Linked DNA regions of Mus musculus: region 2 is linked to region 1. A link is a loop called in an ENCODE intact Hi-C map of the cell type or tissue named here. Cell type or tissue: left cerebral cortex. All regions are shown on one strand. Links, peaks and the distances in the headings refer to the core of each region. The heading gives the core; the rest is flanking DNA.

Region 1 (16,610 bases), core at 5,834-10,833:
CAGAAGGTAACAGAGGTGCCATCTAGAACATTAAGGCTGAGAAAAGTTCCTCTAGAGGTAGAGAGGAATGTTTTCATTTTAACTGTTTTCTCCTTCCCAAAATGGGAAAGTACCATGTAGAGAGAAGCCCACAGCCCTACACCTCCTAAGGTGAGGATTAAGGACAAGGAGTGTGCATGTGGCACTCCGGTAGTATGCAGGCATTGTAGAAGGCTCACTCTCATCTCATCCCACCCCATGAGAACTGTTGAGTACATTGGCAAGACTAGAATAATGGAAGTCAGTTAGAAATAAACAAAATAAAATGGGTCTTCCTGTGACTGATATGTGGTCTGCCTTGTGGAGTCACCCAATCAAAGAGAACATCCAATAGCATCTTTGCTAGCTTTGAATCATAGCCAACTTTCCACTTGTCTTACTACACTGTAAAAGGCATACACATACGCACATGTGTGGAGCACAGAATCCGAATCTGCCTGAACTCCACTGTGGAATGCTGACCCCACCCAACCTGAGAGCAATGTATCAGGCTTCCTGAAGATTATAGGTAATTTCATGCACACAGATGTCTTTGAAAGGAATCATCTGACCTAACCCAGCCACAGCCTATTGAGAAAATCACCCTACTCAGCCCCAGTGTTTGAAAAAAAATAAAAAGGCTTCTTGTTAAAGGCAATTGTGTCCGATATTTCTTTGGAGTAGAGGACCTGGTCTCCTCAAGCCTGGTGACCAAGAAGTGATGGGACTGGGATGAGTTTTGAGCTTAGCCTGTGGTTCAGCATGAGCCCAAACTGGGGGGAAAGTCTGTGATTTTATTCTATATATGGGTGTGTGATATGTGATGTATGGTGTATATGCGTGTGTCGATGGAGTGTGTGTGTGTGTGTGTGTGTGTGTGTGTGTGTGTGTGTGTGTGTGTGTGTGTGTTTAGTCTCAGGTCACACCCATTCCAAATGTCCCAGGAGCAGCATCCTTCCTATCCTTGGAACCCAATCTATCGCCATGAACAAATAGAGAATCTAAGTAGCAACGCTACCCATTTAGGACCTACATCCTGCAAACTTACTTAATTAGAGACGATCAAAGACTCTAGCTAGCAGCTCTATTGGACTGCTAAGCCCAGTTAGTGACCCTACTAAACCATGTAATGTAGATAATGTTTTTATTTGACCACAGAACACAAGCAGCAGCTTGGTCCAATCAGAAAACCTGAGAACAAGGTGTCTCCTTATAATTGATACCAACTGACATATGCATAGCACAGCCTGGGGTAAGAATAAGGGGGTTGTGAAGGAGAAGAGAAGTAGAACAAAGACCCAAAAAAGTTACTGCTTTCTCCTCCTCAAATGTGCAGGCACCCATCCAACATTTTATTCTGAAAAGGAAACTTCTTGTCCTGATTTTTAAGTGACCATCTATTAATATGGTCAGTGTTCAATTACTTAAGGAACTTATAGGTAAAGATGTTATAAGAACCTTTTTACGTGTGGTTTCCTCACAGAATCTGAAACATTCAGGGATGTTCATGGATTTAATTTTGTTAGATATCAAATCATGTAATGTATATGACTAACAGTTGTCACATAATAAGTATTCTGTCACTCTCTTTCAGACAACAGGAAGGAACTGAGTCTTGGTCAGGAATCCTATAGGGACCTTTATTCTTGTAGGCATGTCTAATCTATGGTCCATGAATCACATGTGCCAAGGACAGCTCTGAATGCAGCCCAATGCAAAACTATAAACTTCTTAGAATTTTTTGATCACATTTTTAACTCCATTGTGCTGTTATGGTGCATAAACTTTGGAAATGCTAGTGGCCTATGACTAATACCAAAATGACCAAATATGCTTGCAAGAAGTTCAACTGATCGTCCAATGGTTAGTGCTATGACATTTTTATTTATATTTTGGATATTTGCACATAAAAACATCCAGTCTCTGTTGACAGCACAGGAGAGGAGAAGAGAGCTAAGGGAGCCAAAGGGAATAAACATGTCACTCTGTTCTAGCCTATCAATCATACTGACCTTTTAAAAAAAATGCCATTGAGAGTGTTGTGTGGAAACATTTGGAAAAGTCATCTTCCCACTAGATACCTCTCGTTTCATTTAATAATTCAATGCACACTTTTCCTCTATCTAAGATCATTATACTTGGAGAATTTCCTTAGGTTTGCTTGGGTTTGTCATGCTTATTTAACCTCATAATTTTTCACCTGTTCTCTTGCTCAAGCCTCAACTAAAGGTCGGGACCCTGTTATCATTCTTTAATGACATCGTTTAATTTGTTCAGATACACACACATACACACACACACACACACACACACACATACACACACACACACACACACACACACACACACACACACACACACAGTTTTCATGAGGCAAGGCCACGTCATGCTGAACATTTACCAGAAGAAACACAAGGCAAAACTGCTGGGAAACAAGCCAGAGATCAATGCTCTACCGTAGCAGCCACTGGCATCACTGACACAGCTGTGGTCAAGGCAGGCTTGAAGATGACTTCAAGTAGCACTTCCAAGCTGCAAAGTGCCTAAACTGACTTCTAGATCAGCAGTCACTCCTGAGTTTTCAACCAGGTCTCAAAGTAGATCTTTTGAGCTAATCAAGCCGATAAAACCCCACCATTATTACAGAAGTAAAATAGAGGAAATTTTTTTAAGTAAGGGGGCTTTATATCATCCTATCCAGAAAAAAAAAAAAAGAAGCCATGAATAGGAATTAATTTCGGGAGTTAAAACTAAAACATGCTATCAGGCTCGCTTAGTTCAGTAGATGAACAGTAGTGACTGGAGCAATGATGTGTTCTTACTGCCACTGTGTGGTCAAATGTAAGAACTACACTTTCTGTCCAATGTCAGCTACTCTTAAACTAATCGTGATCAGGCCTTGCTCTAAGTTCCTCAAAGTCACATAGCATCTTATACCTGTATGTGATTTTTACCCTTACTTCATCACTTAGACGGCGTATAAATAACCCTCTGGAATCCAAGCCCCTGCTGCTGCATCACACACATCTCCTCGGCAAGCAGTTAACATTTTGAAGCTTCTGTATTACATAGTGTCCCCAAACCACTGCCTTTGGAATCTCTCATTTTAGGGACTCCCTTGATGAGGTATACTTTCATTGGCTCTTATTAGTCATTTGAACCCCAAGGACATCCCAGTTGTTCTTAAGGAGTAATTGGAAACTTAACGACATGGCATATAATTTGTGGAGAGTGAGAGCTGGTTTATTGAATGCAAACACGTGCTTTGTGTCCTGGAAGTTCATAATGTCGTCTATGCTAGAGATAAAGGAAGGATTAGAAACTCCATGCAGTAGAAGCGCAAAGGCTTCCTTAAAAAGGCCAACTGGGACCATGGCAGGATGGCTCAGCGCGGAGGTGGATAGTCCATGGCAAAGTTAAACAGTTCTCTGGTTTGTATGTTCAAGGCTGTGTTTTCTTCATGTCACAGCCAGGCAGGCCTTCAGCCAAGTGTGAAAACCTTAAGTACTGTGTAATGAGACCTTGGACATTAACACCGACCTGCCATTTCCGCAGTTTCTGCAAGTAGATTGGAGACAGACTCTGGTGAAGAGAGAGACAATGGTGGCAGCCCTGACTACCGGCATCAGACACGGCTAAGGAATTTGTAACATGCTGTTTAGTGACTCTGGGGGGTGAAGGGCCTGGTGATTAAGGAAATTAATTTCCTACAATACAATGTAGAAGGGTTTCATTTCTCTCATATCATTAAGGGAGGGCACTCCTACGCACCTTCTTTCTTTTTCTCTTCAAGAGCATTTGCAATATGCATATAATTCAACTTCTGGAAAATATTAATGGCCTTGGTCACTGCAGACGCCGCACCTGCACTTTGAATCAGGTGGTCAGCTAACTCTGTCCTATCTGCCACGTCGAGTGTGCTCCTGGCAATCTGAAACTCAGTCAAAGCAAAGTACTTGAACCGTTTCAGTTCTTCCTCCGTGATGTGGTCCAGGCCGGTCAACAACAGCATTTCCCGGTACTCACTCTCCATCTCACAGTCCCAGGATCAGCCTGAAAAGAAACCTCGGCCGTAAGATTACAGCACTCTATGCAAGTCTACATTCAGGACACACAAGGTAAGTGGTTAACAAGGCATACCCAAGATGACAGAGCAGGAGGAGAGCATTAGGTGAAACGTGAAAAATGAATCGCTATGCAAGATGATCAAAAAAGGATACTTTCAAAGGGCATGTGGTAACCTAGGAATTCTTAGGGTTCCTGACCCCTGCAAAGTGTAGAATATGGCACAGTGTGTATACTTCAGGCATATAACTTAAAATTTAACATACATATACATGAAATATATTTACCAGTTCATTCACTTGAGGACCATATTTTGCTGTCCCATCTCTTCAAATTCAAGATCAGAAGATTTTTCTCCTGTATTCTTCTCTAGAGACTTAAAAGGTTTAACTTGTATATCTATGACCTATTCTGGATTCTTTTGTATATGGTATAAAACTATACAAAGATCCTTTTGTGCACGTGGCAAAAATTTTCCGTGATTGTATGGAGAAGACCATGTCTTCTTTGTTTTCCAAAAAAATTCACTTTCCCATATATGAGTTGGTCTATTTAAGGATTCTTTCCCTTGTTCCTTAATTTATCTCTCTCTTAATTTAGGATGTATGTGATATTCTGAATGGGAACATTCAATAAAAAGAAGATGTCAATTTGTCAATTAATAGACAAACTACATGCAAAATCTCAGAGAAATCATGTAAGGATAATTCTACATCTGCATGCAAAGCTAAGGACAAAAAGATACCAAATATGTTAAAATATTCACCAAGTAACACTCTGCCGACTACCTATAAATGCTTTTAAAGACTTAATAATTAGGGAAGTCAAATGGTAAGCAGAAAAATGTCAGAATAAAATCAGAACCACATATACAAAAAACATGGCACATAAACAGTATGAATAAATCTGAAAGAAAGAATTATCAGCAAAGAACAGTATTCAGAAAAATTATGTGGGAGATGATAATAATTGATCTTTATCTTATATCACAGAAAAATAAATACTCACCTAGATACAATAGCTAAATAGGAATAGCAGTACAGTTGAGAAACACTGGATTTTTTTTCTTCACTTTACATTGAGAAAAAGGAAAACTTCCTAAACAATATACATAAAGGACATGTTAGGGAGGCAAGAGTTATTAAATTTCATCGAAAACATAGTCTAAAATTCTGCATGAAAATACAAACAATGCAAACATCAACAAAAAGGTCCAAATTGGGATTGTACCGCCTCCAGTGTCTATGATGAATAAACGCCTTGTTTTCAAATATGTGAAGAAAACCACATATCTGTGAGAAATTGTCAACTGCCTAGGTGAAGAGTGGTGAAAAGAGATGAACAAGCAGTGTGCTTCAGTATGTGATGACGTTGTGTAACAATATCATTAACACTGCTAGTAGTCTGTTACTTTGCAGTGAACAAGGTAGAAGAAATAAGACCAGAACAGGGGGATTCATGAGAAGAAAACAACAGGTCAAAGACCCTCACATTTCCCACCACTGCAGACTATTTCAATGAGCTCTATAGACTACAGTTAATGAGACCTTGCCACTCTCGGTAAAAACTGGGCAGGTAAGGAAGAGATCAGAGTATCTCTGCTTACGTGGGTGGTGCTCATATTCAAAGCCCAAAACTACCATAAGCACCCTTTCCAACTTAAGACATACAATACACCCAGAATAGCCACAGCGAGGAGTCTGCACCAGGGCACCAGTCCCTTCGACAAACGGGAAGTAGGAAATCTCCTCTGACTTAGTATGTGGAGGATGCTAATCACCTCAGCATGCTTTCTGCTGGTCTGTGTGAAATTTTAATCTTTCTACACCCATCTTCGATAAAAACATAATCACAGTTAATCACACTTTATATGAAAAATTAAGACATTGATTCCTCCAAAGGTTGTTTATCTTATTTACATACAATTTTTCATTTTACTATAGAATAAGTCTTCAAAAAAAAGTTGTAAACTATTGGTTGAGACGAAAATGAATCTCAGCAGTAGAGCCCTTGACTCCTATGTGGGAGGTTCTGGGTTCAACTGAAAGGACCAGGAAATACAGCCACAGTGAGGTGCTGGGTAGAGGGTGGATTATCAGCGAAGGAAATGCACTCCAATCCTCAGGGCCAGCAAGAGGTGCAGCTGCAATCTGAGAGTACAGTGCTATGCCTCGCAGAATGCATATGCCAAGTGCTCGCACAGGGAGCCTGAGAGATGGAAAGGGTTAAGAAAGACATATATGATAGGCTGGCCTCTTTCTAAACAGGGAGGGCTGTTACACTATGTGAAAGTGCCCTTTACGGCATACCTGGAAAACACCAGCTCTGCAGTAATTGTTGGTTCAATTTGGGATTTGAGGCACAATGACTTACCTGACGCCACCCAGCTTCTAAAGGATGACTATGCGGCCAGACCTCAAGTCTCCTGAATCAAGTCCTCTGTACTGTCTTGTTCCCACTGCCTTTGTATTATTCACAGAATGGGCAACAATACCTTTAAATTAAAAAACAAAACAAAACAAAACAACAACAAAATTCTAACGTTATTGGCTGTTATTCGAAGACACACATTCCGTAACTCTCTTAAAGTATTAATAATGATATAATAATTGCCATCTTTTCCCCTTGTCAAAACCATTTATCTCTCTTCACTGTGTGTTGGAATAAATTAAACCCACCCTCTCTGTAGATTTCTACTCAAACTTCCCTGCATATGTATTATAAAACTAAAACTGGCCCTGTTCCTCTCTGTTACCACAAACTGTTTCGTTTTCCTCTCTACTTGTCTACTTAGCAATCCAGTAGTTTTTTGGTTCACATTCTGTGCTGGAATAAAAGTGGCTTGTGGGCAAGGACTCTGTTGTTCATGTCTGCAGTCCTGGCTCCTAAAATAGCATCTGCAATACAAGCATTCAACAAACATTCATTGACTTTTTCTAAGTAAAAATACAGTTCTAGGTGTCTTCTGGGCTGGATTCTGGGTGCTTTTAGTTTGACTAAGAAGCCCAGTTGAAAGGTCACAGAACAATATGGCAGGAAATAAGAACCCCTAGCAACCATCTTCCCACAGGCACACAAATTTTGATTAGTTGTACAGAGCCCAACCCACCCTCCTAACACCTAAAGAAGCCATGTGAGAGACCATCCTGTCTTGGTTGCATTTGATAGTAAGACAAGACACAATGAAGAAATGGGAGGGAGAGATTTGTCCATGTTGACACTCCTCCACATTCACAAAGGGGGGTGGGGGGCAGAGAGAGACAGAGAGAAGGAATTCATCCCAGGCCTTAGTCTTTAAACTCAGTACGAGGCTATCATAGCGAAGTATCACTGCTTGGAAGAATTCTATAACCCCTTCCCCCAGGCTAGACTGAGCAACTGGAATTGTGTAAGTCAGTCTGCATGCTCACTTCCTCTATCTCTTCTCCTTGGATCTGGGTCAGACAGAAGGATGAGCAGAAAGGTCTCCACCCACAGGCAACATGGCCCAAATCTAGCCCAGAATTCTGCTCACTGCAGTGGGAAGTAGCAAGAAACAGAAAGTAACGCCTTTTAGACCCAGGCCACATCTCATAGATGAAACCTCCCTCCCGACATACACTAGAACTAAGCAATTGCCTACATGCCAGTGGGACTGTCTCAAGCTTGCTTAGATCGTTACCAGCCTGGCAGTGAGAAAGGGACACACACCCTACTCTGACCACATATTTTCTCTGCCTGTGAGTCCCAGGTGTGACACAGGTTAGTGTCGCCCTTGGTGGACCCTAGATTTGGGTATCAGCTCTCTTCAGGTTAGTGTTATCAGACAGATCATCAAGCACAAATTATCAAGATCATTTGACATGACTTACCACCAAGCAGGGACTTATACCCTACTGGGATGTCATATTTGGGCCTGTTTGTCTACTGGGATGGCATAGACCTGGGTGCACTCACCATGAAATTCAGAAAGAGAAACAAGAATTCAAAGCTAACTCACTGGCCACTGCCAATAGCAGACCTAGCATCCATGGGAAGTGGGTGTTGAGGGATTGTAGCAAAGGAGAACACATGTTTCAGAAGCTAAGAAAAGATCACTCTTAAAGTTTTTTTTTTTTTTAAGAATCAACTGTGTCTCTTGTTTGTTTTGCTATAAAGCTACCTAAGGTGAAGGCTACAGATGTGTCATGGGGTTAGCCATGTGGGGTTACGGGTAGCAAGAAGAGCGACAAGGAAGTGGGATGGAAGTTCAACACAAGTCTTGCTGTAAAAGGGCCAGAGAAATGTGATAAAAGACAGGGTAGGAGGTGGGATAGGAAATGGAGAAAGTGACTTATAATTGCTCACTTGATCTCTTTTCTAACATGAGAGGAATCAGTCTTGCTTCATGCTGATGAGAATGTTCTAGAAGGGGGCGAGCTGTGGTATAGAAGAACAAAAGGAAAATTGCTCCTGGGAGTGAGCCTGAGGATGACTCCTCTGGAGTACACCTTCTGAAACAAAGGAAAGCCACTCTCCATTTCCTGCATCTGACATCTGCTGTTAGGGACAGACGCCCACCTTCCTCATGCCAAGATTTCTCAATTCTTCAAGGATCTCCAACCGTGTTCACTTGCTGCCTACGGCTGACAGCTAGACAGCTAGACAGACACAGACTCAACTCCTGGCTCTGCCATTTATTGGCTGTGTGACATCTGGTAAATTACAACCTTATAAAGTGTCCATATCCTCAAGTGTAAAATGGGGAAAAGGTGAACATCTCCATTAAATGGCTACTGTTATAATGCCATGCTACTGAATCAGGGACTTGTAACAGAACCATGTGAGACTAATCACTGAGTCAAAGCTATTAATAGAAAAGTGATAGACAGGATTCAGGGTAGTGATAGTGTACAAGGAATAGAAACTTAGTTTGGGATGGGAGGTGAGGGCTTGTGTTAGGAACTGGGAAAAGAAGGTGGAGGAGTATTTTTCAAAAACTGTTTTGAAAAGACCGAAGACGAAAAAGATGAGGAAAAATTGACATGCAGGCTTGGTAGCTTGCAAGCTGGCTGACTGTCTGGGCTAAAACAGAGGGCTCAGGGGCAGATATGTCAGATGGGAGGCTCCCAGAGCTGGATGAGGGATTAAGTCACTAAGATACTGGGCTACTGCCCGAGAGGTACCTCGGGGACCTTGCATGAGGAGCTGCAGAAAATGTCAGTCTCCTAAAAAGGCTGGCAGGAAATCTTTAAGAGTGACTGAAGCTCAAGAGAAATGAGTCCAACCAAGAGACTCCAGGGGACAGAGCTGGAGTGACAGTAAAGAAAATGTCTGCTTTGAGAGCTGATAGCATGTGCTCATGCTCAAAGCCTCAGAGGATGAACTACATGGCTGGTGCCCTCAGTCTTCTCTCCGGTGGGACAACCATAAAATCACCCAACACTCTTACTTTGCTTCTCATCCCTTGTTCCCCAACAAGTGTGTGCTGCCTCCATCTGGCACATGAAGCTGTTTTCCAGTACTGCTGGTAAGCACAAGACCTTTGCCCCAAGGCACCACAAAGACTCCCATGTTCATAGCTGGTAGGATCCCAGCTCCATTAGCTGAGACAGTCTTCGTTTCATAGCCACAGAAGATAAATTCTTATAGATGCTTCCTGTTAATTCATCTCAAAGTTAAAGTGACACAAAGAAAGAAATGACCAAGAAGAGTCTGTAAGGAATGATAACAGATGAGTTGCTGATACTTGTATAGCAAACAGACATAAGGTAGCGCTTGATTTTTGACCATTAGGACCTTCTCACTATGCTTAGAGGGCAAAGATAAGAAGAAATACTTCAGGCCATGCTGATCTACACAACAAGTTTGACCCTAATGTCTATGCTATATGAGAGCATATAGCATATATGTCCAAAAACCCAACCCAACCAAACCAAAACCAAACTGAACTGAAAGATTTGCTGGTCTCAAACAAAATGCATATAAAATCCTCCATCTTACCTCAAGACTCTTAAGCCCAAATTCAGAGCTGTTGATGTGAAGATCTCGTTTCTAATACAAGGCATCAACAATGATGATACGCATGCTTACTGTGACAGATCAAATGTGAGAAGGTTCTATGTGTTGAGTAGCTACCTGAAGCCATGAAAGTGGAGACTCAATTAAGAATATACAGTGACAAGTTTGAGAACAGTTCTAACAGAAACAAATGTCAGAATCCACGAGGGCAGATGAAGAACCTCTATCCATGCTTTGCAATCACACAGTCAGGCAGGAAAGTGATCCCTTTGAACTCTCACTTCAAGACTCATCCCTGTACATCCACAAATGTAGCCTCAATGAGTCATCTTTATCCAGCACATTCCATACCCTTCTGTGCATTACATTTCCTCACACGTGTAGTCAACCACCATGGGAACTGTATGTATTTAAGACCAGAGAGTACTCTGATGGTCAAACTCAATTCTTAACTTCATGAGATCTAGAACCACAGGGATATGGACATCTCGGGGAGATTATTTTGATTATGTTAACTAAGGTAGGACGATCAGACTCCAGTCCCTGGTCTGGGATCCTGAATGTGGACACAGTGGGAACAGCTGCCTGAATCTCTGGACACTGTGACTCTCCTGACTCTCCTAATGTGATGGACTGCAACTTCAAATGCTGAGTCCAAATTAACCCTTTGTTCCCTAAATCGATTTCATTGGGGGAACTTTATTACAGCAATGGGAAACAGAAATGGTGCTTCAAAGAAAGAGACAAGGCAAAAGGTAAAAGAAAAATAGTCAACAAGACATTTAGACAGAAGTTACAACAATGAAGCAATCTGAAAAATGTGATAATGAACGGATTAACAAAAGTATTCTTTTCAAAACAGTTTGTGAAGGCCATCGAAGAAATCCTTTTAAAGTTAATGGGGTGCTAAAGAAAGCCACTGAAGAACACTTTGTATGAGTGTAAAGTGGAAGACAATGAGATGGAGAGAAGAAAAATAAGAAATATAGACTGTGTACTAGAATGAAAAATAGCTATCTAATACAGATTCACACAAAAGTGAGCAGAAAAAAGCAGGAGAAACAGAGAAATACTGTCTAGGGTCAGAGATAAAGCTCAACAGAAGAGCTCCAGCCTAGCAGTGCAATGCCCTAGAGATGAACTCCAGTCCTTCCTAACAAATAAAATATGGTCTATTTGGATGAACCAGGGGATAATAAAGGCACATTGATTTTGTCTCGGGTTTTAGATTTTTTTTTTTTAAACAGACTTGACTTTACAAAGCAGCTTCAGGTCCACAGCAACACAGAGCTAAAGGTACAGACAACCCACGTGTCCCTGTCCACCTCAAATACAGTTTCCACTATTGCCAGCATCCCCAAGTGGAACCTTTGTTAAGATTAAGAGACATCAACTGACACAAGTTCATTGTTCAAAGTCTTCAGCTTGTATCAGGCTTTAGTCCTGGAATCAAATATGTCTCTATGTATGAGAAAATGTGTAAAGATGGGCAGCCACCAGTACAAAGAGGTTTCACCGACCTTAAGCACTCATCAATCTCTGTCTAATCATGATAATCTACCACTAACTGGCAACCAGTCCCCATCTTTCACCATCTCCATGGTCAGAAGTTACCATGCATGTAGAGTCATATATTATCCAGCCTTTTCTAATTGTTCTCTGTCTCTGTCTTTTTGTCTCTGTCTTTCTCTGTCTCTGTCTGTCTCTCTCTTAATATGTATTTAAGTTTTCTTTGTAGGTTTTTTTTGTTGTTGTTGTTATTATGCTTTGTTTTCACAATTGAAACATTACTTATATTTGGTGCTGGATAATATTCTGCTCTCTGGAAAAAACCAGCCTTTAAAATTTCATTTTTCCTACTGGATAGGATACCATTTTGGTTACTCCCAGGTTTAGACAACTGTCACTAATACTGCTCTAAGTATCCATGCACAGGTTTCTGTGTGCATGGCTTTTTAGTTCTGTATATCGCCAAGGAGTGTGATGGATAGTGATGTATAGTCAAAGCAGAAGTGGCTTTATACGAACCCACCAACATTGTTCCACCTTGCATTTCCTCCAGCAGCGAGCTAGTGTTCCTGTTGGTTCATGACCTTGCTAGTACATGGTACTGTCAGAGCTCTGGATTGCAGCCAGATGGGAAAGGAGGGTGTGACGTCCTTGCTTATGCTTTATGCCATTGCTAATGACACATGAGACAAAGCATCTCTTCACTTAGTTGTCTGACATTCATCTATTCCCTTTGGTAAGGTGCCTGTTAAGATATTTGATCCATTTATTAATAGACTTCTGGGTTTTTCACAACTAAAATGAGTTCTTTATGTATTTTTAACATAAATAATACATCAGACATGACCTTGGCAAATATTTTTTAATTGTTTCCTTGCAAGTCTTTGAAATAGCAGAAAATTATAATTTCACTGAAAATTTTACTTCTTTCAGAGGTTGTGGCCTTTGAAGTTTCATTTAAAGCATTCACCATATATGCAGGTTGCCTAGAGTTTCACATATGCTATCTTATAAGAATTTTTTAAAAGGTTTCACATTAATTAAATTATTTATTTAGAGAGAAAAAGATCGACAGAGAACAAGGGTGAAAGCAAGAAAGAGCTAGAGATGGAAAGCAAGAGTGATTGAGTGGGAAAGCAAGCAAGAGAGAGAGGGAGGGGTAGGAAAAGGGGGAATGGGAGGGGAGGATAGAGGCAGAGGGAGGGAGAAAGGAGTGGGGAGTGGAAGAGAGAGGGAGAAGGAGAGAAGGAGAGAGAGGGGTGGGGAGTGGAGCAGAGAGGGAGGGGAAGAGGACAGGGAGAAAGGGAAGGAAAGAGGGAAGGAGAGAGGGAGAGGGGAATTGGGAGTGGAGGGGAGAGGGAAGGGGAAAGGAAGGGGAGGGGGAAAAAGAAGAGGAGGGGAAGAAGCATATTTGTATTCATGCCACAGTGTCCACGTGGAAGTCAACAAATAACTTGCAGGAGTCGGTCCTCTCCTTCCTCTATGTGAGTTTCTGAGATTAGACTCAGGATTGGCAGCAATCACCTTTACCTACTGAGTCATCATCTCCCAATCCTCTTGGAGAATTTTCACAATTTTGCATTTTAAGTTTCCATCTGCATTGATGACCAGTTTCCTGGAATTATCTGCTACAAAGAGAACTTTCTGCCTTTATCAGAGAAACTCTCTTCTTCAGCAGATGGGATATAACATACATACAAATATACAAATATGGAGACCTGCTGTCAAGCATTATCAAGCCAGTAAGAGACTTTGGAACTCTCAGCCCTAAATGTGATGTCTAGGTAAAAATCCCTCCCTGAAAAGTTCAGAAAAGCCCACAGAAGAGGAGATGGGAAAAAGGTAAAGAGCCAGAGGGATAGAGAAAATCAAGAAAACAAGGGCCTGTAAATCAGCATGATCAAAGCTCATATGAACTCACAGAGACTGAAGCAGTATGCATAGAGCCTGCACATGTATATATTATTCTGACTTCCACTTTAGGGCTTTTATGGGATTCCATAGTGTGTGAATGAGTGTGTCTCTGATTCTTGTGCCTTCTCTTGGGCTCTTTTCCTTTAGTTTGCGTTATCCAATTACTATGTGTTAGTCTATTACATTACTTGACGTGACATTACAGTCCCTTAGAAGCATGTATATTTTCTGAGAGAAACAGAAAGGGAGCAGATCCATATGGGAGAGGTGTCTGGGAAAACTGGGAGAACTAGAAGGAAGGTAATTTGTAGTAAGGAATTATTATATGAGAACAATTATGTTTGCTAAAAGGAGGTAAAGGGGAGAACTTTTACTCATTTTATTACTTTTCCTACTTCATCAAAAACAAATCCGATAATCATGCTTATTTGGGTCCCTTTTATTCTGACCCATTGGTTTTAGATAGATAGATAGATAGATAGATAGGTAGGTAGATAGGTAGGTAGGTAGGTAGATAGATAGGTAAATAGGTAGATAGGTAGATAGGTAGATAGATATGTGTGTGTGTGTGTATATATATATACATATATGTATATATATATGTATATATATATACTTTAAATTTTTTTATTCTTTATATATGAGCCTGTATGTTTATGTGTACCTCATATATTCAGGAACTGTGGGAACCAGAAGAGGGCATTGAATATCCTGGAACTGGAGTGACAGATGGATGTGAGTGCTGGGAACACAACCAGGGTCCTCTGCTAGCGCAGCACACATGCCCAGCTTTGTAAGTGTGCATTCTCCCACCACGGTCACACTGTCTCAGTTTCTGCAGCCCCATTGTTAGTCTTGAAGCTGGGTAATGTCAGTCCTCCAAACTTCTCATTCTTCAGGATTGCATAAACGATTCGAGGTTTCTTACTTTTCTCTATAATATTTAAAATCAAAATTTGAGTATTCATGAAATCACTCATTGGAATTTTGCTTGCATTGAATATATAGATCAAGTTCAGATGTGACTCACGAATGGTACTGAATCTTCTCCGTGAACATGGGACATGTCTCTTCTTTTTTCTTCAATTTATTTTTTCCATTTTTGTGGTTTTCTTTTATATATATATTGCATATATTTATTTAGATAAATGCCAAGGTACATCATTTCTCAGGTGATAACAAGTTTTCATTTGAAACTTCTATTTATTTATTATTATTCATATATTTAAAAGGTAAATGACTTTTGATGTTTGGTTTGGTTTGTGTTGTGATTGTTTGGATTTGTGATTGTTTGTTTAGTTTTTAATATCATCAAGGTTTCTACTTCACAGAATTCCTACTTGCTGAGAACCTGACCCTGAGCCAGGCACTGCAACACATGTAGTGCAATGTGGAACTGTGATAGGCATCCTATTTTGGTTGAATGGGGCTTGCTCCGGTGACCCAGTAGAGAACTCTACAAGGGACAGAAAAGTGAGCCACATTCCCAGAGCCAGGTGCCTGACACCACAGAGCCCCCAAACCCATAATTCTGTGACTATCAGTCATGCAGACAATGTCCCAAGCTTCTGGCATTCTGGCTAGACTCCACCCCCACAGTTACCTGACTATACCCAGGTATGCTACTCCCCATAGTTACCTGGTAACAACAGATAGCCCAGTCCACTATAAGAGGGGCTGCTTGGCCCCTCCTCACTCGCTTTAAGCCCTCACCTTTCTTACTCTCTAGCCCTCCTTCTCTCTCTCTCCCTTCCCACCTCTCTCCACATGGCCATGGCCAGTCTCTCTTTTTACCTTCTCTCTTTCTCCCTGCCTTTCTACAATAAAGCTCTAAAACCATAGACTGTCTCTGCTCATCAATGCCCGCCATGCTTGAACAATGGGATACACTTTCTCCTAATGAGCCACGTCTAACTTCCTGCCAGAAGGCCATCCTGTGCTCCAGCCATGGACTGGACCAAGGACTCTCACCCGTGTGGGAACCATCAAGCATCCTCTCCCCCTGTCCTCTCCTCCCTTCGACCTTGAAGCTGACCAAGCCACCTGGGGCCCCCCATTTGTTCTCAGCTCTTCTGCAGTATCCAGCATGGGATGCCCAAGGCTGAGAACCTGGTACCTTAGGGCCGCCCCTTGTCCACCCCCTGCCCAGCTGGGATTCTGTGGCTTCCCACAGCCAGACACCCACCCAGGGCTGCGTGTAAAGCATGCCGCAGTCCTCCCACATCCACCTGCCCAGAGCACCGGAACTTTGGCGGGACGCGGGTTCTCTCCCACTCACCTCTTTCCCCGACACTCATGGCCCCACAGTGCACATCTTTAAATCTAGTACCTGGAGGTGTGAGCCAGGTAGATCACCAGGTCAGGGGGAGTTTGGGATACAGAGTGGGATGTCTGTGGATATTAATCAGAAATTGTGAAATGACTGAACTTGGATTCATCTGTACGTGTGAGATGTGAGGACTCTCAAAAATCATAGGAAAAAGAGAGGTGTGAGGAAACTAAATTTTCAGCTTCAACTGCAGGAAATTGAAGGTAGATTATGGCATAGTTGAAACTTGGAGATTAAGAGTGTATTATCATTAGAAAAGACTGAACATGTCCAGGCACTGTGCTACACACCTGACATTTCATCACTTGAGAAATGATGGGGCAAGAATTGCCTCAGGTTGGCCTACATGGTAAGTTCTGTGCCAGCCACGGCTTCATGGAGAGATCCTATCTCAAAACATAAAACCCAAACCAAAAGGCTAATATAGCTGCTGCTAGTGAGTAGGATTTGAAGTAGTAACACATGAGAGAGAGAGAGTTACTCTTTTATTTTACCTTTTTTTTTTTTTTTGATCAGTGCAAGAGGACTAAACTATGGACATTGTGCATGCTAGGCCAGCAGCACTCTGTCACTGAATACCATTCCCATCCCCAAAGAGCTATTCTCCCAATGTTGACAGTACTATTTGAATTTTAAGTCAGAGCAATATACTGACTTGATAAAAACAAGGATTAAGCCTAAAATATAAGGGACTCTGCTAATTCTCGCTAAAGTGCTTTACCATTCCATCACCCCCAGGAATCATACATAATAACGTTAATGCCAAATATGATCCATAATAAATTAAATAACGCTT
Region 2 (16,610 bases), core at 4,177-9,176, 1.0 Mb before region 1:
TTCATTAAGCAAGCCATAAGCTTGCTGTATACTTTCTTCTTCAGGTCCACAGATTACAATGTCGTCCATATAATGACAAATTTTTAAGGAGGGGAAACCATCCCTAACCGGTTGTAAAGCTTTTCCTACATATAACTGACATATGGTAGGGCTATTTGCCATTCCTTGGGGTAAAACCCGCCATTGGTACCTTTTATCAGGTTCCATATGATTAATAGAAGGCAAGGTGAATGCAAACCTAGGTTTATCTTTCTTATTTAATGGAATTGAAAAGAAACAATCCTTAATATCTACTACTATAATTCTCCAATCCTTAGGTAGAGCTGAGAGTAGGGAGAGTCCTTTTTGTACAGGACCCATAACTTGCATTTGTGCATTAATGGCTCTTAGGTCATGTAACAATCTCCATTTACCTGACTTTTTCTTTACAACAAAAATGGGGGTATTCCAGGGTGATTGAGTGGGTTCCACATGTCCCAGGTCTAATTGTTCTTGTACTAATTCTTTAGCTGCTTTTAACTTCTCAGAGGGTAAAAGCCATTGAGGCACCTACACCATGTCCTCCGTATGCTACGGAATGGGCAAAGGCTCTTCAGTGGCCCCTAGAAAAAACCCAGCCCTTTCTTGTCTGCCTTTTCTGTGGCTTTAACTGGTGAAATTCTACCTTGCAAAATTTTTTCCAAGACCTAGTCCAGGTATATATCCCATTCCTTTCATCATCTCCTTGCTTTTCTGAGAGTAATCATTAGTCAATATAAAGTTCATAGCTGATAACACATCTCTCCCCCATAAGTTTACAGGCAAAGGGAGTACATATGGTTGAAAAAGCCCTGTCCTTCCTTCTTTATCTTTCCATTGTAAGGATTTTGCACTTATAGTTGGGGTAGCCTCATATCCTAATCCTTGTAAGCTATGTGACGATTGATTAACAGGCCAAGAAGCAGGCCACCACTTACTAGATATAATGCTTTTATCTGCTCCTGTATCCATTATACCTTGAAAGGGTTTTCCTTCTATTTGTAAAGATATGTACTTTATTTTCAAACATACTCTTTCTACCCTTTGTACACTGCTTTTGCATATTACCTGTTTTCTTATGTTGTTTAGAATAACTCCAACCTTGGGTTTCCAATTTTAAGCTAACTTTCTGTTACAATCAAAAGGCTGCCTGCCCCTTTAAAAGCTCCATTTGCAATCAGCCTTCAGCAGGGCTTTTTCAGCTGTACTTGACTCCCAGCCACTGTGCAGCTAACTTGTCAATTTTTGCTGTGCAGACTGAGACTGCTTTTTTATTTTTCAACATGAAACACAGAACAACAATCATTCAATCATCCAAGCAAAAACAAACACGAGTTGACAGACATATAGACAATTTGGTGCACCAAAAAACAGAAAATAGAACACAGATATCCTATTCGAAGCTAAAAATATTTCCATAGGAGCCAGAGAGGAAGCAGGACGTCTCCCGTTTTCTGTCTGTCCCTAGGAGGGCTCTGAAATAGCTTATTTTCATTTTTTTCTCCTTCTTCTAGGAATTCTGCACAGTGGCTGCTTCTAATAGTTACTCCTCTTTCCCTGAGAGCTATCTTTAAGCCTTTGATGAAGGCTGCCTCTTTAGTCAAAGTCCTCGAGAGGAGGGTAAATTGACTTAATTTTTTGTTCTTCATTTTTTATATTATCCTTTATATCTTTATATTATCCTTTGTATCTTTACATTTTATATTATCCTTTGTATCTTTATATTTTAGCTTCCTTTCTTTTTCTCTTTTTATATTTCTTAAGTTACTTATTTTTCTGCGCGCGTCTTCTTTTTTCTTTCTCTCTGTTTCTGATATGCCTTCCTGGTACTCCTACAAAGTCGCTGCCCTTCCTTAACAGCTGGTCCCACACAAACCCAGCAACAACTACCAGACCCACTGCGTAAGAAAGCATACCTCTCAGAGACTTACCTTAATTTCTTTATACTTACCGGTACCACCGTTCCTCAGCTGAAGAGTTCTGAATCCACGCAGTTGAATCCTTCTCAGCAGTCTGTTTTGCAGGAACCTTTATTAACACCGCTCCCCAGCTGAAGAGTTCTGAATCCACGCCGGATCCTTCTCAGCAGTCTGTTTTACGGGAACCTTTATTAACCGCTCCTTCCCCGCGATGCAGTTCTGAATCCTCCCTGTAGTAGGGGGTCTTCGCTCGTGCCTGAAGATGTTTCTTGTCCCGGGTTTTCGGCACCACTTCTTGCGCGCGCTCGACTCGACCAGCAAGAACGACGCTGCAACAGGATCCTTCTGCACACGTTTATTTGGAGAGCTTGATTGCAGAGGCGAAAAGACTTTTTGCCCAGAGCTGGTGCTGCTTTTATAGGCCTAGGAGAGGCGTGTCTCATACCCTGATTGGTTATGCACTAAGCCTCATTTGCATGTTCCTCATCTGATTGGCTACTCTCTCTCAGTACCTCACAGAGCCTCATTATCATACCTCATTTGCATGTCTCACATCTGATTGGTTATACTCTCAGTACCTTACAGAACCTCATTATCATGCCTGGGCCAGGCAGTGTTTTTGCAAAAAACTTTACTGCATATGTACACATTGGTTGTTTGTCCAATCTTATGCATGGTGGCCAGCAGTAGTCAGTGCCACTCAGCAACGGCACATGTGGCTTCCCACAATTATGCTGGTTTAGTAAACTAGTGGTCATAGATACTCCTTCAATGACCATAACTTCACTAGTACTGAGTGGTAGCATGTAACAAAGTTGCAAATATATAATTATTTTATCTAACATCTATACTTTTTCTCAACCCTTAAATACAGACATGCAAACATTTGTTAAGAACATTTTACTATATGCTCTATATAACACAAAACAGGAGAATATATATGTATACAGTATATACATTAAATTTATGTAGTATCTATGTTAAGGGCATTTGTATAAACATATTTCATATCCTATAAGTCTTCTTATTGCTGTAACAACGTATCTGAATAGAGTTAAGGAAGGAAGAGTTGATTTGGGGACACTGTGTGTATGGTTAATCTTGGTGGGGCAGGTGTGGTCACAGGAGATGAATACTGGTGTTCCACTTCCTTTCTTTCTCAAACGTAGTGAAGGATCCAAGTCCTTGGATGATGCTACCACCATTTACAGTGGGTCTCCCCTATCAGTTAATCATCTCAGGGAATATTTACACACATGCCCAGAGTTCATAAGTCTATCCAAGTTGTCAGTGGATATTAAACATCACACAGACACACACACACACACACACACACACACACACACACACACACATACATACACAGAGTCTATTTTATAGGTATTTAAGCAACATGATCACTCAAACCCAAGATGAACAACTATAGTACCCGTGGACGTGTCAAAGTGAATGGAAAAAGCCCACAAGGCCTCAATCCTGCACAAATAGCTATAGGCAACAGAGGAAAGATAGGAATAGGAAAGGCAGCTCTTTCTAGGGAAGAGCACACCCATTAGATGTCCAGTGCCAAATGGTGAGTTCCAAAATCACACATGCTAGCAGCATGATACAGATTGAGCAGATTATATTTAGGAGTATATATGTATACACCCATACATAGATACCTGCATTAACAACTAGTGACAAAAGAGGCCATGAATTTGGAGGGGAGAAGGAAAGGCTATTATTCAGGGTTTGGAGTGAGGAAAAGGAAGGGAGAAATCTAATTATATTATAATCTCAAAAATTACAAAGTGAAAAATATTTCAAAACACATTTATTCCTGCATGATTATATGAAGCGGAGATAGTTTAAATACTCAGGAAATAAATAAGTGTAACCATAAAATATAGTATGGAATAAGTTTCCAATGGGGTGAAGCAATAGTGAGCTGGCAAAATTCCAATTATGGGATAGCTACAGTGCCTAGCTTCTCCCTGGATTTGTGCTAAGTCCTGCAGCACTGCTGGGCTTCAGTTTCCTGGCACTGAGGTGTTCTGTCTGCTCGCCAACAAAGATGAGTAGCTATGATATTATGCCTTTTATTTCCAGTGCCTGAGAGCTAAACTATTGGGTCCTCAAATCTATTTGAATCTTGCTAATGGATTAGATAAGGATGCTCTCATTCCATCAATATTTCAGCAAACTTTTCCTGAAAAGAGAGAGCTGGTAAATATTTTATGCATACTATAAGGTCTCTCCTGTATTCTGGTGTCTTTTATTGATAATCAATCAATGGATATGGCTGCCTCCCAGTGAAACTTTGTTTACAGGGTTAGAGGTATATGCAGGTCAGTGATAGACTCCTTACCTACCCTTCACTAGGCTTTGGGTTTGAAAACCAGTGCTGTAGAAAAAAATATTCTTTTTCTAATTGAAGTTATTTCATGGCATGATGAATATTTTAAACGGACTCAAAACAATAGAAAACAAAAACATAATAATAATAATTACTTTTATTGAAAATCAATTTTCCGTGCAATATATTCTGATCACGGTTTCCTTTTCTCTAATTCATCTGACATTTTCCATGTCTCACCACCCACCCAACTTCACACCATTTTTTCTCTCTCATAATGACTTTGAAAATCAGAGACTCACTATATAGCCCTGGATAACTTAGACCTCACAGAGTTCTGCCTGCCTCTGCTTTCCTTTTTAGTGCCGGGATTAGAGGCATGTGCCATCACATCCAGCAATAAGAGTGTTATTATAAAAACTTAAATCACAGCAAAACAATCAGTGAGTCACTGTTAGATAATATGTGGTCCAGTGCTAATCAATATGTTATTTAGATAATATGTGGTCCAGTGTTAATCAATATGGTATACGATCCATAATGAAACTTTAGGTTGAAAACAAAATATTATTATAAAGCTAGATTGATTAGCTTTGAAATTACTAAGGAACCTAATTAAGTATTTTATAGATTTTTAAATATTTTATTTATTTACATTACAGTCATTTCCCTCTCCTTGGTATCCCCTCCAACAGTTCCTCATCCCATTCCTCCTCCCTCTTGCCTCTGATATGGTGCTCCCCCCACACCACCAGGTCTCCCCCTTCTCTGGGGTCTCAAGTCCCTTGCGGATTAAGTGCATCTCTCACTGAGGCCAGAACAGGTAGACCTCTGCCAGGTATGTGCCATGGGTGTCTGTATGCGCCTGTTTGGTGGCTCAGTCTCTAGGAGCTTCCTGGGGTCTGGGTTAGGTGAGACTGCTGGTTATCTATGGGGTCGCTCTTCCTTTCAGCTTCTTCAATCCTTTCCTTAATTCAACCATAGGAGCCCCCGACTTCAGTCCAACGGCTGGGTGTAAGCATCTGCCTCTGTTTCAGTCAGCTGCTGGTAGGGCCTCTCAGAGGACAGCTGTGCCAGGCTCCCATCTGTAAGCACATCACAGCCTCAGTAATAGTGTCAGGCCTTGATGCTCTTCCCCTTCTTGAGATGGATTTCAAGTTGGGCTGGTCACTGCATCTCCTTTCCTTCAGTCTCTTCTTCATTTTTGTCCCTGCAGTTCTTTTAGCCAGGAACAATTCTGGGTCAGGAATTTTAACTCTGGGTTAGTAACCCTGTCTCTCTACTTGAGGCCCTATCTACTGGAGGTAGACTTTTCCAATTCCCTTTCCCCAGTGTTGAGCATTTTTGGCTAAGGTCACCCCCAATGAGTCCTGAGAGTTTCTCACCTCCCAGGTCTCTGATACTCTCTAGAGGGTCAAACCCTCCACGCCCCCACCCCACCCCCACCCCCGTCCCCAAGGCTGCTTATTTCCATACCCTCCCTCCTATATCTGATCCTGTTCCCCCTTTAGTCCCACCTTCCCACTCCCATCCAGGTCCCTCCCTCCTTCTGCGATCTTGAGTTCTTTATATATTTTGGATATTAGCTTTCTGTCAGATGTAAGGTTAGGGAAGAAGTTTTTTCCAAGTCTGTAGGTTGCTGGTTTGTTCTACTTTACCTTTCTTTTTTCTTTTTCTTTGTTCTTTGTTCTTTGTTCTCTGTCTCTGTCTCTCTGTCTCTGTCTCTCTCTCTCTCAGTCTTTTTTACCTTACAGAAGCTTCTCGGTTTCATGAGATCCCATTTATCAACTGTTGATCTGACCCACTGGTGCTCTGTTCTGGAAACTTTCACCTGTGCCAATGAGTTCGAGGCTCTTCCCCACCCCACTTTCTCCTCTATTAGATCCCATTTATCTGGTTTTATGTTGAGGTCCTTGACCCCACCTGAACTTGAGCTTTATGCAAGGTGGAGCTTTGTGCAAGGTGATAAATATGGGTCTATTTTAATGTCACCTCAGCTCTGAGAAGGAACTCATTACGTGGAGAATTGACATCTAAAACGAAAGAAAAAGAAAAAAGAATTTTCTCTTTTGCAGTACTATATATAGAAGAACTGTTTTGCTCTTTGATAAAATTAGCCACCATTCATTCAATTAAAAGTCGAGAAATTCATGAAGGAGAAAAGCTGTGTGCATTAATAGACTTTGTTCTTCTAAGTTCCCCTTGAAGTCTCTATTCTTAATTAAGCTTTCAGACTTTTTTTACCCAATGGCATGGGTCCAAAAACTTAATGAAATGTATCTCTAGGTTTCATAGGAATGAAACAACACCTAGAACAAACTCCCTTTAGAATTAAATGCCAGACTATTACAAGATGAGGGCCTAGAAAATCACCTTTGCACACAAATGGGAATAAGGAAGGCACAACAGAAAATGAGTTCTTAGGAATTGACAGCAAATTTTTAAATGGGTGAAACATACTTTTGAAACCAATTAAGTATTGTCATTTCTAAACTATGTATGCATGCATATTGTTTTGGGAGTGGAGGAGGCATTTATGCCATAAAGTAATGTTCTTTGTAAAAATCAATTAAAATTTTGTTATGTGTTGTAGGTATTTTGCCTGCATATGTTTGCCCACCATGCATGTTCCTGCTATCCATAGAGGCCAGAAAAGAGTATCAGATCCCCTGGTAATGAAGTTATAGACAGTTCTGAGCCTATTCTGTAGACTCTGGGTATCAAACCTGGGTCCTCTGTTAGTACAACCAGTGCTCTCGACTGTCGAGTCATCTCTCTCTAGCCCTATAATGTATGTTCTTAATTCAAGTATATAAAATTTTCTGTAGAAAATAGTACCATTCCTAATGGATTTATCAAAACAAGATTTTCAGTGATGGGAGATGACTTATGGAGTAAAGTGTTTTCTGTGGAGGAGTAGAAATTGTATTTCAGACCCCCAAATCCACAGAACCCAGGTAAATGTGGGAGCCCACTTGTTATGTCAGCATGTGGGAAGTGTCTGGGTTCAATAAGAAACCCTGACTCAGACATAAGGTGAAGAGCAACCGAGGAAGACACCTGCTTTCACCCTCAGGCCTACACACACACACACACACACACACACACACACACACACACACACACACACACACAAGCATACACACACACACACACACACACAAGCATACACACACACACACACACACACATACACACAGAGGAACATATATCCTCTCATCTATGCACACACACACACCCACACCACAATACATACACCATGCACACCCACACTATATACACATACACATGAAGACATACACCATGTACTTAAACTCCACACACACATACACAAACACAGACACACTACACATTTATACGTACTACATATAACACATATACAAATGTACACACGTTACACACATATACAGCATATACACATATACAAATGTACACGTTACACACACAAAAATTCTTTTTATAAAATGTTTCTAATGTTTTCTGAGTAATACATTTTTCTGTTGTCTCAAAGTATTAATAACAGACATGCTAATTTGGGGCAATAATATCATATACTTGAAATATTAATGTAGAGGCTTAATTTTTCAGCTATATCACCAATATTACTTGAAGCAACTCATTTGAACATACTTGCACGCACGCGCACACACACACACACACACACACACACACACACACACACACACACACACTACTTAATAGTGGTGCTGTTTATAGGTTCATAGTTGTGCAAAGTGAAGAATGGTAGATCCTGAAGACATTGTACCATGGACATTGTCTCTTGCTTGAGAAGAGCAATAGTTTTCTCCAAGCAGTCTCCCATTTCAGTATAGACAGCTTTTGAGAATAATGATATTCTATAATATGAACTTAGTGATAATTTATTAAGTATTTTGTGTCTAGTTATTCATCTGGGTATTTCCATTTCTTTTAATTTATTTGTTTTACACATTTATGAGGACTCAAAAGTTACTTTGCCAGAAAACCTCAGGTATTCCTAAAAAGATTTCTGTGAATTTCACCGGATTCAGCAAAAGTATTTTGAAATCAGGCCACTTTGGGGCTTTATCTACCTTCAGAACAAAAATAGCTGCTTGGAGGAAAAGCACTGTGTACAGTTAGACGATCCAGGAAGAATCCTACAGCTTGCTCACATTGTTACCCTGTTCTTTCCATTGTCACTAGTTCTTAATATATGTAGAAGTCTAGATTGATCATTTATTAAGAGTTTTTACTATTTAAAACATGTTGGAAAACCAACTATTTTAAAATATTTTTCAGGAAAAGACCCACAAAAAAAAAAAAGGAAAAGACCCACTAAAGTCCTTAGGATTTCATCTGTCCAAATTATGTATATGCCCTTATTATGTACTTCCTCTTACATATCATAGCATAAATCTAAATTTACATTTGCTAGTTACACAAATTCAATTTCCAAAACCTATTACATTTTGAGGTATTAAGATCAGAAATTCAATATATACTCTTCTGTAGAGCACAATTCATTCAGTAAATGCTATCTAAATAATTTTTATTTGTTATATTTATATTGTTCATATATCTTCCACCAAGGACTCAGTCTTTCAAATATACTTGAGAGGTCTGGGCAGATTGGCTCATGGGCAATGTCCTTGTTGCATAAGCAGGAGGACCTGAGTTTACATCTCCAGCATTTATATAAAAAAAACAGGTATTTATAATGCCAACTCTGGGAGGCAGAGCTAGGAGAACTCAGAAATTCTGGTCTATCCAATCATTGACCTCCAGATTCAGTGACAGGCAGTGTCTCAGAAATATGAAAAAGAAAAAAGAAAAAAGAAAAAACAAAAAACAAAAAGCAAAAAACAAGGGTAGTGGAAGGTAGTTGATGTTGCCTTCTGGACCCCACAAATGAATGCACTTATTCACACGCCACCCAATATTTGGACAGGTGATCATAGCATCTTCATGTACAAATTTATTTAAAAGGATTTTGAATGAAGTTGTAATATACGCTGTAAATATGTTTTGCTTTGTTTCGTTGAATTTTATGTATAATTTTTAAAAAGTCTTAGCAGTACTGTGTGGCTGATGAATAAATACAGTCCAACTTAGGAAATGCACAGTGGCCATCGACCTAAGTATACCAGAACAAAAATTTTAATTTTAATTTAACTTTATTTTTATTTTATGCATATGGGTGGTTTGTGTATGTCTGTGCACCATGTGCTTCATGTTGCCAGTGGAGGCTAGAAAAGGGCATTAGATCTCTTGAAACTGGACTAACAGAGGGTTGTGAACTCCCATGTGAGTGCTGGGAATTGAACTGAGGTTCTCTAGAAGCGTATCTAGTGCTCTTAACTGCTGAGCTATCGCTCCAGTGTGATTCTGTAAATTTTTTAACTACTAAAATCCCCATCTCCCCCAGAACCACTTCTATTGCAAAGTATAGTCTTTTTTAGGGCCATTTTTACATCACGATTTCTCAAACAGTATATGATGGGGTTGAGAAGGGGAACAACAACAGTGTAGAGAACTGACACCACTTTGTTTGAATTGTAGGCATACATGAGCTTAGGACGGGCATAAGTAAAAAGTGTTGTGGAGTAAAAAAGAGTTACAACTGTCAGATGAGAGGCACAGGTGGAGAAGGCCTTTTGACGACCCTGAGCTGACGGGATCTTGAGAATGGTGACAAGGATGATGGCATAAGATGTCACAACCACACAAAGAGGGACAGCAATGACCATGAGGGCCAAGAAGAAGTCTACTAGCTCTGCCTGAGAGGAGTCCTCGCAGGAGACATTGAGGAGTGGAGAGATATCACAGAAGTAGTGATTGATGTGTGGTGTGCCACAGTAGCGCAGTCGAGCTATGAAAACCATCTTGATCATGGCAGTCATGAGCCCACAGAACCAGCATCCCCCAGCCATTACTCCACAGAGCTGGTTGGTCATAATAACAGGGTAGCGTAGTGGATTGCAAATGGCTACATAGCGATCAAAGGCCATGACAGCAAGGAGTATGTACTCAGTGCAGACAAAGGTCACAAAGAAGTAAAGTTGTGTCATGCAGCCATTGAATGAGATGCTCTTGTCCTTGCTGAGGAAGTCTACCAGCATCTTGGGACTGATGACAGTGACATACCACATCTCTAGGAAAGAGAGGTGGCTTAGAAAGAAGTACATGGGCTTGTGCAGTTGCCCATCACTGCGTATGGCCAGGATGATGAGAAGGTTCTCTGCCAGTGTCAGCAGATAGGTTACCAGGAAGACAGAGAAGAGCAGAAACTGGAAGGCTGGTCGTGATGGAAATCCAAGAAGAACAAAATGTGTTGTCTCAGTCCAATTGTCTACTTGCAGACCCTTGATAACCATGGCTGGCTGTGTGCATAGGCAACGTCAGTTCCTTCTGTGTCCCAAGAACTACCCTGAGATTGATTAAACTGACAACCTGCCTCTAGCAATTAATCCTAATGAGAGCCTTCCTGCTTTTATGTATTTGTGTCTACTTGAATTATGAACTGAAACTCTTGAGCATCAATTAGGTATAGGGAGTCTGTATTTTGAGTTTTAAAATATTAGCTTATGAGGTGTGATTTGTCCAGGTCATAGAGCAGTACAATTAGACCTCTGGAGTCCAAGCACTGTGCTTTTTCAGCATATCACTGCTGGGCATAAGGCAGGCCCTTTGCATCTTTATATCACCCTTTCACTATGGTCAAAGCATCCCTTGTATCCCAGTGTAAGAGAAGTAGGAGATTCAGTTTCTCACTAGGTGTAATTTGTATGATGAGGAGGTTAGTTTCAGTCTCCTACTTATCTGCAAAATAGAGACAGATTTGTTTAACCTAAAGTATTACAAAGCAACAGTTGTACACACCTACAGGTTCATATCAAATAAAAGTGCTATATGAACACTTACAACCTTCTCAGAGGATAAAGTTGGATGAATAATTTGATGGACATTTCTTTCAATCCAATCCACTGTATAGCCATCTCGATGGACAATATGACAAATATAGGTTTAAACCCCACCCTTGTTGTTGTCTAGCTAAGAGAACATAGCATATAAGCTTTCAAAAATATTTGTTATTTTATTTTTAGGTAAGCATCATAGGATGCCATCTGCATTTTGTAAACATCAAATGGGATTTAGCATTTAAGTTCCTATAGGTATCTACTGCTATTTTTTCTTTTTTTTTTTTTAAATAATACTTTCTTTTTTTAATATTTATTTATTTATTATATGTAAATACACTGTAGCTGTCTTAGACACTCCAGAAGAGGCATCCGATTTCGTTACAGATGGTTGTGAGCCACCATGTGGTTGCTGGGATTTGAACTCAGGACCTTTGGAAGAGCAGTCGGTGCTCTTAACCCCTGAGCCATCTCACCAGCCCTGCTATTTTTTCAAAGCTACTGTTCTTAGGCCCAAATCAACACACATTTTCTTCTCTATAATTTGCCCCTCCCCATCTTACCAATAAGAAAACTGAAAAATGAAATGGTGAAAATGTCAGCTATTTGTTAATGGAAAAGGAGGAAGAAATTGACAGTTTTCTGAATGTTAAAGAACTCATTGATTTGGGAATGATAGTACAAAAATCTTTTCTGTTAGTAGGACTTCTTTTCTGGTACTTAAGCCAAGCATGGCCCCTCTCAAGGATGGGCTGAGACTTCCTCCAGAACTTCTCAGAACAGAAGCAGTCCCTGGTTTCCAGCACTTTTACAATTTGTCCTTTTTTTTTTCCTCCAGTCATTCCTGTTCCTTATTTCTCAACATCAATGTTTTTAGGGCATAAATATATAGAACAAATCAGAGAGGGCCATTTCCTGAAGCAATGGTCAAACAGAGAGGGGAGGGGGAAGAAAGAGAGAGGAGAGAGGAGAGAGGAGAGAGGAGAGAGGAGAGAGGAGAGAGGAGAGAGAGAGAGAGAGAGAGAGAGAGAGAGAGAGAGAGAGAGAGAGAGAGAGAGAGAGAAACTGCTGAGCAAATTTAACATTTGTTTTATGCTGGAATGCAATTTTCTTTAATTATTTTTGCATTTAATCATTTGTGGGTGTGCATGCATTCATGTGTGTGTGTGTGTTGAAGTCACAGGAAAATCTACATGAGTTTGTTCTGTCTTTTATTATGTGGATTCTGCAGATAGAACTCCAGTCATCAGAGATGAGGTGGCAAGAATCCTGCTGGCCCATCTCATTGATCCAGGATATAGTTTCATATGCGCATACATCTCCATGCATACATAAAAGCAAAAATGAGACATTGATGACCACAGTCTAATCTTCACTAGTAGAACTGTGGTGTCAGTAGGGATTACAAATGTGAGATTTAGGAGTCCTCAGATTTTTCTTCATCATCTTTTTTTCTTTTAATCTCTGAATTCAATTTCTATTTGTCTTTCTTTCTCTACATCTCCATTTAAATCATTCCTTTTCGACTAACAAGGGTTTGCGTTGCTGTTTGGGGGATGATTTTTGGTCTATGCTAGTATGTTTCAACTTCCAGATCCAAGTGCTTAGGTCAGTTACTGCACACATTTTTACATTCTAGAAAATGACAGGCAAACCAATGAGGCAGCATGCACTAGCTGGTGCCTATATGTATATGAGGTTCCTGATACATATGTAGCCAAGGACTGCTGGATCTGGCCTCAGTGATAGAAGACACACCTAACCCTCAAGAGATGTGAAGCCCCATGGAGTGGGGAGGTCCGGTGAGGTGGAGGTGTGAGGGGTGGTGGGGACATCCTCTTGGAGACAGGGGAGGCGGAATGGGATGAGGAACAGTTGGAGGGCAGATCGGAGAAGGATAGCGACTAGAGTGGAAAAAAAGATTAACTAATAATAAAAATAAAAGGAGAAAAGAACGTGTGTTATTCTGCAAGCATTTCCCATTGCCTCTAAAGAATCATAACAGACAATATAGTTCTAAGCTGGCTCTAGGATATCATCCAACACACAAAGAACACAAAGGAAATGCTTTCATTGAAACCATGTCACCCTCATTCCTTCCTCTTTGATACCCAACAGCAATAAAGATGTCCAGACACGTGTTCAGAACCAGAGATAAATTAACATAAGACACATGGAAAAATAGACAGAAGAGAGTATCAGACAGTATATCAGAGTCTGTCTGAACCATTTCTTCCTTATACCGTGAGTCTTAGCTCTGAGATCTTTAGTCATTGAGTAAAATTAATAATTAGAAGTGCAATATCGTTGCATTGAAACTCTAACCTATCATAGTAAATAGAGGTATAAACTATGGAATTAAACTATAATATTGGAATATATATAATTGTTGTATTTTGATCAGCAAGAAAATGAATACATGAACTGAGAGAATGTTTTATCAAAGATACACACAATGTAAATATACTAAGGAGTTGAGGCTCCAAATCTCCAGGGCTGGCTTGTTTGAATCACATCCTACCAGTTTCTGAGACTAGAGAGAGAGAGAGAGAGAGAGAGAGAGAGAGAGAGAGAGAGAGAGAGAGAGAGAGAGACTGTGACTTTCTTACTGAGTCGCCTCGCCTCCAGAGGGTGTTCTGCAGCAACCAAGTCCTGGGGAGGTTGTGTCCAATGCATGAAAGCATCACCACTGCTGAGAGCTGCCTCACTCTGCGTATCTGAAAGCACACTGATGCCATTCCCAGAGAACTCTGCAGTCAGGGACTTAGCAGGAATATGTGTCATGCTCCCCAATTGATCTAGGGAATGTTCAATATTTATCTCATAATGACACTGCTAGTAGCTTACTAGCCTCAGTGACAGAATTGAGATTAAATAATCAATATACAATTGCTTTAGTATATGTATATGTGAGGATAAATGGTATTAAGTGGGACACATACAAACATATATGATGTGTGTGTGTATGAGAGAGACAGAGAGAGGGAGAGAGAGACAGACAGACAGACAGACAGACACGCACACACACACAGAGAGAGAGAGAGAGAGAGAGAGAGAGAAAGAGAGAGAGAGAGAGAGAGAGAGAGAGAGAGAGAGAGAGAGAGAGAGAGAGAGAGAGAGAGAGAGAGAGAGAGAGAACCTCAGGCTCCTGTCTTAGCCTCAGGAGTGCTGTCGCCTTGGGTGTTTATGACCATCTCATTGTCTATGTTTTGAGACTGAACCTTAAGTTCTATCTTTAGTTTTCATAGAGCTCTATATGAGAAAAAAATTTAAGAAGTAATTAAAGGCCTGAAATGAGAATCAAGAGCTAGAGGAAATTCCCAAATAATAATATCATAAAATCAATGGTATTTATCTTTAGGATTTTTTCTTTCTAACAGAGAAGACGATTTAAGATGATTTAAGATGTTAGCGTTTTCTCTAAAGTTAAATGGCTATATGTTGCCAGAGTAGCCATTTGTTAATGATTATGTACCAGTCCCTAGTAATCTTCAATCTTGGTTATCTTACATATTTAATTAAATTAAATTAATTATACAACACAATGTCAGTTCTATGGGAAAATCACCTTAACTGATTGTTTTATTTCAATAGAATTATAAAAATGCATTGCACAACTTTTTTTTGCTTTATGTCTATTGTATACCTATAAATGTATGTATGGGTGTATGTGTGTATGTGTGTGTGTGTGTGTGTGTGTGTGTGTGTGTGTGTGTGTAGGTGTGAGCACGCATGCACAGAGAGACACACATAGCTAAAGAAGTAAAAGGGGGATGTTAAATATTAGCTACATGAATTTGGGGACTGCATGGAACCAGATAGTTTAAAAGATTTAAAACTCTTCCAAATTTATGAATAACAAGGCACTGACCAATGTTTCTACCCATCCTACAAGGGATGGAAGTTTCAGTACCTAAAACAATATCACCAATTAAGAAAGAGTCTGTGGTTGGAGGTCATAGCCTTTCTCTTCAGAACACAGAGATTGCACATTTTTGAGTCCATGATCTGTGTCCTGGGGTTGCATAGGATGTTGTTATTCTTTCACCAAAGCACCGATTTGCTTTCTGAAATCAGAACCATGCGTATCTAACATTCAAATGCCCCACCACGTCTGGTCAGCATAGGAACTCCGTCCAATTTCTAAATATAATTAGGGTCTTGGGTCTTTTTGTCTGAGATCATTCTTACAATGATACTTAGGCCATTTCATGAGAGTAAGACCAGAATGCTTCAAAAAGCACTTGTAGGGATTAAGGCTTTATTTTATCCTGAAGACAGGGTGGGGAGTAATACCTGCCCTTGAGCCTTCCACCAGTGAAGAGGAGAGGCTCTGCCTCTGATTTCCCAGAAGAGGGGTGGCAATGGTCTGCCTCTACAGGTAATTAACAAGAAAACCAGGATGATAATGCCCTTAGAAAGAAAAATGTTTTGTTGTTTGTGAGCAAATGATGGCCAGAAAAGAAATTTTATTTGGGCAAAATTCTTGAGATAGCAATTATTTTAAAATTTCCACATGAGCTCTGTGAGGATGGATTAGTGAAATTGTAGATAAGAATATCTCTACAGTGGGGACAACTAGTGAGAGATGTGACAGATAATCTATGCCCAGTCTAGTTTTTTACCAGGTCCCATAGGAAAGTAAGAGTAATGTATGCTAGTCTGAGGTAGACTATATGTCTTGAGTATTAAATGGCCAGACATTTTTAAATGGAAGAAAAACATCCCCGTGCTTCCAAATCAGTGTGAGGGGATACAATCCCAATGCAGCTCTCCTTTCACAGAATTCTTAGCAACAATTCTGGTTCAGGGCTTTAGTACGTAAGTTTGATTCAGGGCAGAATAATTAATTACCTGTCATATAGTGATCTCATCTGATTAGCTTAGTTTTTACTGAATTAGGTTTCAAAACTGTAGGGGGGGGGATATGCATACACCCCTAAACCACTCTAGTCTTTGTAACTTTTCAACACTACAGGATTTGTTTGCAATAATTATTTTCCCAAGAGAGGAAAGTGGCTAGAATCTCGTGATCTTATTTTGAACCCCATTAATCTGTAGCATATTCTAGGGTTTCTAGTTGAATATAAATGTGACTACATGATGCATTTTTGAACAATCGATACAGAGGAAGGGCAGACTTTCCTTCTACCTCTCCAGTACTATAAATAACAGTTAAATAGTCGTCTTCTACGAAGTGCAGTAGCTGGCCTCTTACTTGATAGCTGCTGCCCTTATTTAAAATAAAAAGCATGCACATATACTCACACCTCTAGTAGTCCTCATGCATGTATTCACCCTGGTGCTGTCACGTGTTATTCTCCCCCCTCCTTCTGAAGAAGGGAGGCTTGCACATCTACAGACCAGGATTCTGACTTTGTAAGTCAGTGGGTTTAGATGACACAACACATGGATTTTAGTAGGATAGGTGACACG

Evidence for each region. Hi-C counts contacts between places; a loop is a spot of excess contacts. Peaks named below come from ENCODE experiments on the same cell type or tissue, not always from the same donor. Only the 100,000 strongest peaks of a DNase experiment are listed, where the experiment ranks them.
Region 2: a loop joins it to region 1, with 4 times the contacts of the local background. A loop is called at or near these places in 24 of 42 quality-filtered maps.

The regions. Positions count from the first base shown.
Region 1 is chr1:173,442,795-173,459,404 of GRCm38, reverse strand. Aim2 (absent in melanoma 2) reads right to left here. Exons shown (of 9, transcript NM_001013779.2): 3 at 6,457-6,577; 4 at 5,092-5,181; 5 at 3,790-4,071. The coding sequence starts at 4,051. Among named protein-coding and RNA genes, the nearest start is that of Aim2, 30 kb to the right of the region's middle. In left cerebral cortex, for the core only: no CTCF peak of the experiment used is centred there; DNase peaks (open chromatin) are centred at 7,555, 8,039 and 8,612.
Region 2 is chr1:174,442,646-174,459,255 of GRCm38, reverse strand. Olfr220 (olfactory receptor 220) reads right to left here and starts at 10,631. Exons shown (of 1, transcript NM_207694.1): 1 at 9,654-10,631. The coding sequence starts at 10,631. The coding sequence ends at 9,654. In left cerebral cortex, for the core only: no CTCF peak of the experiment used is centred there; no DNase peak of the experiment used is centred there.